2 separate regions of the Mus musculus genome follow, and region 2 is linked to region 1. Evidence: chromatin loops called from intact Hi-C (ENCODE). Cell type or tissue: heart. All regions are shown on one strand.

What was found. Hi-C counts contacts between places; a loop is a spot of excess contacts. Peaks named below come from ENCODE experiments on the same cell type or tissue, not always from the same donor. Only the 100,000 strongest peaks of a DNase experiment are listed, where the experiment ranks them.
Region 2: a loop joins it to region 1, with 1.8 times the contacts of the local background. A loop is called at or near these places in 4 of 42 quality-filtered maps.

Annotation. Positions count from the first base shown.
Region 1 is chr7:96,208,605-96,213,604 of GRCm38, forward strand. All of the region lies in intron 1 of Tenm4 (teneurin transmembrane protein 4), which reads left to right. Among named protein-coding and RNA genes, the nearest start is that of Mir708, 38 kb to the right of the region's middle. In heart, a CTCF peak has its summit at 2,252; no DNase peak of the experiment used is centred here; H3K4me3 peaks cover 4,140 bases; H3K27ac peaks cover 3,605 bases; H3K27me3 peaks cover 1,064 bases.
Region 2 is chr7:96,355,729-96,360,728 of GRCm38, forward strand. All of the region lies in intron 2 of Tenm4 (teneurin transmembrane protein 4), which reads left to right. Among named protein-coding and RNA genes, the nearest start is that of Gm15412, 16 kb to the left of the region's middle. In heart, no CTCF peak of the experiment used is centred here; a DNase peak (open chromatin) is centred at 1,993; H3K27me3 peaks cover 743 bases.

The DNA.
Region 1 (5,000 bases):
GCCAGCATTTGATGTCTGCAGTGAGGACACATAGTTGATAAATGCCACCCAAAGGCTTGACATTTTAGTAAGTCTCAAAGGCTTTGTCGCTGGTCAGTGTTCACTCATCGTGAGGATTTTAAAAATAGATTGGGCTGATTATAAGGCAGTCTGCCCACATCGTCCCCATTTTTGCCTTTTTGCATGCAGAAGCAAGGATGTACTGAGACACCTACTACCCCAAGTTTATATATAAACTTTGTGATCTGCACAGAGTCTCCAGAGGCACAGTACCCTCTTGTTGTTGTTGTTTGTAACAGCCAATCTTTCCTTCCACGTGGCCTGGGAATCAGTACTGATCACCTATCCATCCTGAAACACTTCTTATAAAGGTAGTGGAAGATGGGAGATGGAAACTACCTCTGAGTACTTTCTATGCACCTCAGTGCTTTCTGTCCATTGTTCACTCTAAGGAGGTGGCTAGAACCTGTTTTGTAGGTGGAAAATGAAGCTAGGGGAAGGGAGCATGAAGCAGGCTTTAGGAGGGAATTTCTTTAGTTTCTCCAAAAAGCCTCCGAGTTCAAGCGGTGTCGCCATCACAGACAAATGTTCTTCCTTTGGTAATGTGCTGGCAATTAAGATCCAGACTCATGAAGGACAGAAATTCCTTGGACTATATTCACTGTCATCCCTCCTCTCCCCCAATGATTGCCATCACGACTCCGTAGCGGTTACCATGGTTTTGGGGAAGCTGTCCCAGGAAAGAAGGCCTTTCTTTAAGGCATCTTGCATTCCCAAGGAAGGAACTGTTAATTACTTCTGGCGAAAGCAACCCAGGAAAAGTGTTGGAGGTGTGGAAAAGTATTTCAAGGGGTTAGGCAAGAAGCAGGGCCAAGGACTCCAAGAGAGGTGTGATGAGAGAGAAGAGCCCGGGCTACACAATATACTAATACACAACTCGGAGGTGGGCAAGAAAACAAAAAACAAGAGGGGAGGAAGTGGAGAAAAGTAGGGGCAGGGAAGGAGAAAGTTTTCGAAAGACTGCGAGGAAAGCGAGAAAGGAGGGTCAAAGAGGAATCCGAGAAAAATACTGAAGCACTTGAGAGAATTCCAGAAAGAAAATGAGATGAGGAAATGGAGAAAGCAGCTCAGAGAAAGGGAGGACGGAGATAAGGGAAGGCATGGCACACAACAGAGATGGGTGAGCGGAAAGGAGGCCGAGTGGGCACGGGGGAAGGGGGCGCATCACCTGTGTGGCGCCCCCCGGTGCCGTGGTGAAGCCCTGTTCCAAGCGCCGCTCGGCCGGCCTCGTAGGATTGGCTCCCGCCTCCCATTCATGTAACCTGCGTGTGTGTGCGTGTGTGCGCGAGTGTGTCTCGCTCGCTCACTCGCTCGCCCTGTGTGTAAGAGAGCGAGGGAGGGGGACGAAGGCAGGCAGGCGAGCAGGCAGGGAGGGGAAGAAGAGGAGGGAAGCTATTAAACACACACACTCACACACACCCGCGCGCGCACCCCCGCCCCAGCCCCCCCCCCCCCGAAGCCTCGGGATTGCAGCTGTTACATGTGGGGCAGCAGTGCTGGCAGGAACGCCGGCCGGGAGCGGCCGGGAGCCGGAGCCCGGCGTGCGCGCGCGGCTGGAGGCTCGCTGGGGCTCCGCTCCCCGCGGGAGCTATTGTTGGTCTCACCGGAGCTGAGCTCAGAACCGGGACCTGCTCCGTCTTGGGTGCCTCAATACAACTCGCGGAGCGGCGGAGCCAGCGGCGCGGTGCCTCGCCTCCCCGCCGTCCTCGTCCACGCTTCCCCGGCGGTGGCAGCCTGCAGCCACGGTAAGGCGGCGTGATCAGCTCTACGGAAAAAGCGCCTTGGGGACCACGGCGGAGGCTCGCCAGTTCTGTCGCCCCTCTCTGCATTCGCAGGTCCGGGCAGCTCAAGCAGCTTGCTGGGGGCTCCGGGAGATGCTAGCCTGCTTCCCTGCTCCGCACTGGGGAGGGAGGGAGGAAGAGAAGGAGAGCGGGGCGTCCAGGTTGCCGACAAGGCAAGGAGCCTGGAGCCCAGAGCCTCCGCCACCGCAGCCCCGGGAGTCCGCCGCGTACTGGAGCCTGGGAACCAGTGTTGGGGGAGAGCGGAGAGGTGGGAGCCGGCCCCAGACTCTGGACCGCGGGTGGGATGGAGGTTAGCTCGATCCAGGTTCGTGTGCTACGCCGGGATCCCCTTCCCTGCCACGGCCCAGTCTCCTGCAGCCCCTCTGCAGACTCGCCCGCCCCAGACTCACGGCGGGCGCTGGAGGAGCCCACGAGGCGGCGCCGGGCTCCCGCTCTGCAACCTGCCCTGCGGGGCGAGAGCTGGCTGCAGCGGCCCCGGTGCGCGCTGCGGTTAGAGCCGGTAACCCGGGGACGCGACCCCCAAGCCGCACGCCCTCTGCCACCCGCTTGGCTCCTGCCCATCTTCGCCGGTCGCGTCGTTTCTCGTTCGGTTTGTCTCGGAACGAGTTGAGGACTGCAGGCGCCGGGTGGACTCTCTAGGGGTGCAGGGCTGTGAGTGTGTGACTACTTGCACCTCCAGCTTCGGGAAATATGCTGTGTATTGAAATGTGATCTCTGAGCTCCTTAGTCATTTTCCTAGTGATTTAAAAATGCAGTCTTTGCATCGGAGAAGCGGAAGAAGGTGGTGTCGCGGAGTGTGTGTGTGTGTCCACACCTAACCCAGGAATATCCCAATAACTATTGGGGGAGGGGGGTAAAGGGTGTTATGAATGGTCAATGCCTCTTGGCGGGTCCGTAGGTGGGTTTCTCTGGCCACTGCCCTCTTCTTCTATGCCCTACCCGCCCCCTCCCCATCCCCCGCCTAAACCAGGTTGGAAAGTACTGGAAATTCAATTGCGTGGTCTCTAACTTTGGAATTTGGTATCCCTTTCAGCAGGAGACGTTAAGACGATTTCTGCACTTGGGTCTGTGTGGACGAGAGTTTTGCTCAGGTTAGATGTAGAATCCGCCTCAGACCTGCACCAGTCCCCTACCCAGTCGCCACCTCTCCTCCACCCCCCACGCACATACAACACAACCCTGGAGAGAAGGTTTGTACACATGCAGTTAACCGTAAGCCACCAACGCAGCTATAAGGACGCAGAGTCAGCCCGGGTTTTGCGGGCATCTGAGCGCACTATTGGCGTTTGATTAGCCCTGGAGATCACCCTGCTGCTTTGTAGAGGCGCTGGTGGGGCATGCTCGTGATCCCCAGCGCCGGGGCTAGAGGGTGTCCCTGTGCTGAGCTGTACGGCCGTGCTCGGAGGATGTTCGCTGAACAGTATCATGGGCAATTATATAAGCTGCCTCAGTGATCTCCCAGATCTGTATTGCAAGCACCCGGCTCTTGAAAGACAACCCTGAAAGTTTTACTGCTTGGGGACTGTAAGTACCTGGGAGACCCACTTGGGGAATGGGGAGCTGGGTACCTTGTGCCGAGGTGCCCACTTCTGAGATGTGGGCTTTGGGTGCTAAAGCTCTGTCCCCAAGGAACCGGTTACCGAAGCAGGGACTGAGTGGGTGGAGATCCAAGATTAACCTGTGAAGAAGAACGGGTCAGGACTCAGATTTCTTTGAGTCCGTGGAGCCCTGAGATTCAGGTGTTGGAGGTGTTGTGTGGGGGGGTGTTGGATGGCCTTCCAGGGAACGTAGTTTTCGGAAAATCGGTGTTCTAGGCAGCCCCAAGACTCTTTTCTTGGCCCCTCCCTGGCTTTAAATCCAGCGTCCTTCACCTGTTTAGAAACCTGCCTCCAGTCCCTTTTAGAAATGCCCAGAGACGCCAGGCATCCAGGCCCAGGTTTGGGGTGTTTGTGGTGGGTTAGGAAGTAGAGTACTGGCCTCTATGGGGTGCGGGGGTGGACAGAAAAAATTATTATACCTAATGCGGATGCTATGGGAATGGGTGCCTGATATGGCTTCTGTTCCCTCGCCTCCCTCCAGGACTGAAAACAGTTTGGTTTCAACTGCGCTCCTTTCCACCCCCCTCCCTCCTATCTCGCTGCCTCCCTTCGCTGCCGCAGCCTGTCGCACGTTGATGGGCTTTGATAGAGAACCACAGTAGTGGAGTGTTTTTAAATCTTGTTTTTCGCCTGTAGAGGGAAAAGCTATCCCAGCCCTAGCAGAAAGAACCCTGAGGAACGCTGAAGTCTGGGGCTTGGTGGCCCTGAACTCCCTCCCCCAAGTCAGATGATAGCGTGCATGGGTGGGGAGGGTTTTGTTTTTGCCACATTCCGGTGTCCTGAAACTCCGCATCCCCTCCCCCCTGAAATCCCGGGTCTGTCTGAGTGTGTTCGGCGCTGTAAAATAAATCCTCCCCCGCGCAGACCTGTGGGGCTGTTCGGATTTCCTGCCTCTGCCATGATCCTTAACAATGCGATTGCAAAGCCAGTGCAGGGCTGGGGAAAAATCCCCAGGTGCCGACCAGCCGCGTCTTGACCTTGCTGAAGGCGCCTTTGCCTGGGTTGCCGTAGCGGCTCTGGCCCAGCCGCTGGGGCTAGGGAAGGAGTGCACCCCGGAGGCGACCGGGTTCGCTACCAGGGCACGGCGGGAATCGGTTCTCAGCCGGTTGGCTTGGGGGAGGGGATGGGCTTGGCGGCAACCTGTTTCCCAGCTCTTGGGGCCCAACACTTAGCTTCCCAGCCCTGCTGCTGGCTCCACGTGACTAACTCTCCTCTCCATCAACCTCTAGAAGCCTCCGGGATGGGGTTTCCAGGATTGGCTGCGGCCCCCTTTTCGCCAACCTGGGACTGGGCGCCCTCGGCCTTGGGGCTTTTTTTTTTTTTTTTTTATTTTGGTGGCCCGAACAGAGCTCCGCTCTAGAGGGGTGACGGAGTGGGCGGGGCCTAATCATCGAAACCCGAGCTGTGGCGGCCCAGTTCCGACCAGGAGCGCTTCACAGTTGGGGTGCACTTACCCCTCCCTTTCAATGCCTGGCCACTTTCTTTAAGACCCTGGGTGAGCTCCTGGAGGCCTGTAGCTATACTTCCCGGCTTTTCTAAA
Region 2 (5,000 bases), 150 kb after region 1:
TGTGTGTGTGCTCAGATCCTGCAACAACACATTCTATGACTTCCAGATATGAACTCAGATATGTTCACGATGATCACTATTTCCTCTAAATTGTCTTTCATCAGAATATTAAGCTCGGTGCTGGGCACGGAGAGTGACGAGTTAATATGGAGTTTGCTGTGCCTCTGGTATATAAGCACTTCCTGTGATCATTATTGCTTCATGGAAACTTCTAACACCTGCCTTGGAGTTCGTGGTTGTAGTATTCATGGTTGTAATGTTTTCCCCGATTGATTTGCATTGTATAACAGAACACCATTGGCTAGTGTTATGTGATATAAGCGGTGAACCTATAAACAAGAAAGTATCATGGGTGCGTGCTTGAGATGTGGACTAATGCCTAGGCCTTTTTGGTCTCAATAAGCTTCCCTCCAGGAGTTTCATCTCATAGATGGGAATCCTTTAAAAAGTCTTTAAAATGGACATTTTTAACCAATTCCATCAGTAAGGATGGTGCTGGGGAAAACGGAAATCAAGATAGGTTTATACCCAGGTAGGGATATTTTTTGTATAGGTTTTTGTTTGTTTGCTTGCTTGCTTGTTTGTTGGCAGAAAGCAGTGCCTTCCTTTCCTAGGAGTGAAGACTGATGTGAGCTCTGGGCAAGCCAGTAACAAGAGGATAAACCTATCCAGGGCCAGAGACAAGACCCTGTTTCCAAGTGATTGAGAGTTAGCATATCAGAGCAACTCTGCCCAGGGCTGTGGGGACAGTCCCCTTGTTGTGCAGTGACCCTGCTGAAGGCTGCTGCTTCCTAAAGCTCAATGGTTCTGGACACTAAAGCAAGTGCTTAGCTCCTGCCTTTACAGAACTTTGCCTCGGGCACTGCATGGAGAGCGGGAGGGATTAGAGGCTGGGCTGTTTGTTTATATGGAAGACACTTCTTGGAGTTGAAGCTCTTGGGCTCTTTCAAAGTCTGGGATTTCAAAGGGTGCATGAATAACCTCAGGCCTAACCTGGTGTTTCTATTTGAGTGTGCATTGAGGCTGGCTGGTGGGTCTATTTAATTGAGGAGACACGCTTTGTGAATTATGATGAGGGAGGGAGGGAGGGAGGAAGGGAGGGAGGGAGGGAGGGAGGGAGGGAGGGAGGGAGGGAGGGAGGGAGGGAGAAAGAGGGGAGAGGGGCTGAGAGAAAGACAACACCTGTGTCTGTGTGTGTGTGTGTGTGTGTATACAATGTTTAGAAAGCAATTCTTACAAGGAAATTTCTTTATCTCCAGACTTACATTTTTAGCAGGACCCAGAAATGGACTTTTAAAAGCTACCCTTTAACTTTTCATTCATGTGTCTGTATTAGCTTATGCCACATGCACATGGGTGCTGGCCTCCATTGGATTCCCTGACAGTTGGTATGACAGGCGTTTGTGGTCTTCCAGTGTGGGTGTTTGGCTCCTCTGGAAAAGCAGTAAGCACTATTACCACTGACCCATCCCTCTAACCTCCAGAATGGCTCTTAACAAGACTTTTGGACCTCTCTGATGACAATGGGAGGCCAGCTGTCCCTTCATCCTGGCTAGAATTACCAAGATCCCTCTTACGTTCTTCAGAGTCAACTACAGACTCTTGCTTCTTGTATTGATCTCTCTGTGGCAGGCACCCTCCCAGCCTTTGCAGTACCCCCTCCCTTCAGGGCTGTGCTCTTTCCCTCCACCTGTCTCACTCAGCACTAACAACGCAGGTGACCACCTGGCCTGACAGATGATAGCTGCCATACTCTTGGAACCTCATCCCCTGTGACTGACGTTGTCCCAGCAAGAATCTTTGGCGTCTTTGTTCAGCAGTTACTCTGAGCTTAGAATCCAGGAACATCTTTCTTTCTCTGCAGGTCACTTTCAGCTGCAGACAGCCAGCAGGGCAAAGCTTTTTCCTTGCCAGGTAGGGTTTCCCTTCATCCCACACAGGACAAGGGGAAGGCTTGTTGAAAGGCAGCCTTGGCTCTCCATAGCAAGCACTCTGCCAGGTCTCCGGAGTGGAGCCTGTTCCCAGAGCGATTATCTTTCCTGCGTGAGAAGCAGGTGCTTGGTGACAGGAAGCAAGGCGGGCTTAGCAACAGACTTATCAGGCTCTCTACAAGAATGTCGTTCCTGTAAACAGGTCTGAGTCTGTGTTGTTTTGTTCCTCTCACCTGCTCAGTTGTGGGGCTGGCGGCTCTAATTTTCACAGCTCTGCTGCAGAAGTAATCAGTCCCTGTAATGTAAAGTTCTGTCTGCAGTACTCCTGTTTATCCCCTACAGTACTCCGAAAAGGGCCAGGCCAGACAAGCTGTGGTCTCCAGAGAAGACTATGGCCTCTGGCTCCCTCTTGAAAGCCCTATGGAGTGTGTGTGTGTGTGTGTGTGTGTGTGTGTGTGTGTGTGTGTGTCTGTGTTCCTGCACTTAGTGCTACTTCATCTCTTTGCACATGCTGTTGTTGCATAGTGGTTTTGAAAGTGAACATTGTCTATGGCTGCCTAAGCAAGGGGACAGAGATGTGTTTGGATCAGATAAAGATGCCTATTCCTTATATTGATCCTTCCAAGGAGGAGGCAGCTTCCCCTCACATACTGTACAACCCCGTAGCTCTCCGTCCAAGGCTGTGATCTCTCCTGTCTTGCTCACAATGGACAAAGCTGGTGTCTGAATTGACAGGATGACTGCTGTGTGCCTGGATCCCTAGCTCCTGCTGTCCCATGTCCTCACAGGAAACTTTGCAGTCTTTATTCACATGGTGGGTCTACTTCTTTCAGCCTCAGTTTCCTCTCTCTCTCTCTCTCTCTCTCTCTCTCTCTCTCTCTCTTTAATGAAGGGTGGATTGGAGAGCAGATTGCCAATAATCCTGAAGGTACACCTGACAGATATGTAATAGCTGTAATTAGTACTTGCCATTGGAGAAGTAATAGGGGTGTCAGTATTGATAACGGATCATTTTTATAGAACTTTATATTCTCTTACATTTGATTCAGCAAACCCACAAAAGAAATAAGACTAGGATCATTGTACTGCCGGGAGATAAGGAGAGAGAGATAGAGAGAGAGAGAGAGAGAGAGAGAGAGAGAGAGAGAGAGAGAGATTTGTTTCCAACTGCTGAAGGCCTGGATAGAGCTGCCAAGGGCCCTGTAGTCATAATGTGGGAGTGGAGAATAGGAACCTGAGGTGCTTGGGAGAGCCTAAAGACCCAGCTTTTCCTAGAGCCCTGATCACTTCTTCTCTCTCTTTCCATCTTAATCATTTTCTTCCTTCTGGAGGTCTATCCTATTTACATGAAGCATTCTGCCTGATTCCTGTAAACTGCTTCATCTGTGGGTCTAGCCTCTCATTCCTGGGCTGACATCTTTGACTTACAATGGTCTCCACACCAGCAATGCCACGCACCCTGGTAGCCTGTTGCCTGCCTTCAGAATTTCCCAGACACACAGTCCAGGGCTGGGAGAGCACAGTCATTCGGCATCAGCTTTCTGTACACCCCTGAATGTTCCTGCTTTTAAGGCTTATTCTGCCCTCTAGCCAACTGACATTTATTAATATATACAAGACCTTCTGGTCCATGAGATAAATTAGTTTCAAAAAGTTGGTGAACATGGCCAACTTTCACAATCTTGCAGTAATGCTGGAATTTGTGTTCAGGAATTCAGACTAGAAGCTACAAGCATTTGCCTTATAGGAAGTCTGTAGCATAGAGTAATACCTAGTCCAAATGGGGTGACCCTGACTAGTGCTAGTGCTTTTAGAAACAATGCAGCATCCTAGCCATTGGCTTTCTGTGGTCTTCTTCCATTGGCTGGTAAGGTTCCCTGAGGTAGCAACCAGAAGCCCCAGCCCCAGCCCCAGCCCCAGCCCCAGCCCCAGCCCCAGCCCCAGCAGGGCATAGGTCTATAGCAGCTGAGGGATACAGGATGTAATGATAAACAGTATTAGTAATAAGTTATTGACTGTACGTTAACAGTACATAGCACTAAGGGCTTTCATGTGCTGCTTAATGATGAGATGAGCCCAGAGAACTATGAGATGAGGTGATTTCATTGTGCAGCCATCAAAGTGCAGATTCTTCTAAATGACACAGGGTTCCGTCACTCCATATGACCTCTTAATCAGACATATAATTAGCATAAATATGTGAGCCTTGTGCTGACATAACATGGCAAACCTACTTAAGTATTTGTAGTAAGTAGAGGTACTCTAAATGAATGATTTAGAAAATATGCTAAATCAATGAACTTAAAGCAGTTTGCTATCACTACCAAGTAGTGCTTACTGTAGGCAACGTACAAGCTACACTTTCTTACCTCTGGCAGTGCAATAAATTGTTTACATTATCATCACTGTAATCATATGAATAACACATTGAACTCCACCATGGCAATGATGTTACCACAAAGCAATACGAGCTCTATCAGCTCAGTTATAATCTCAAGAGGCTGCTATTGCATGTGTGGTCTCTTATTGACCAAAACATCCCTGGGTGACATATGACTGTATTATTTTTTGCTTAATTTCTGCAGCAACCACTACATTGAATGCTGTAGTTATAAAGGCAATGGCTCAAACACATTGAATCACTTTCCCAGGTTGCACAACTGAACAGTAACAGACTCCAGGAGGAATCTGAGCTAAGGGACACAAGAGCTGGCATTCAGTGGATGTCTTGCCCTACTGAGATGTACTGGCTTTCTTAAGTAATCTTCCTCATAGACACAGCTGGTAGCCATGGCTGCATCTGTGAACTCCTATGAAACTGTCACTCAAATCTAGTGCCTGATAATCTAAAGCAGTGTTTTCAGACAGCCAAGGCAAAACTGGAAAAGGCTGAGATGCCATGTCATGTATAAAGATTATATGAAGAGTCACTAATAAAATCAATGTACAGTGGTTGTTCCTGGGGGTAAACCTCATTTGTAACGTTCGAGTAGGACAAGGTAGCATCAAGAGATGCAATCTAAGTTCATGGAGAATAGTGGGGAAATGTGCAGCCACAGTGTGTGTGTG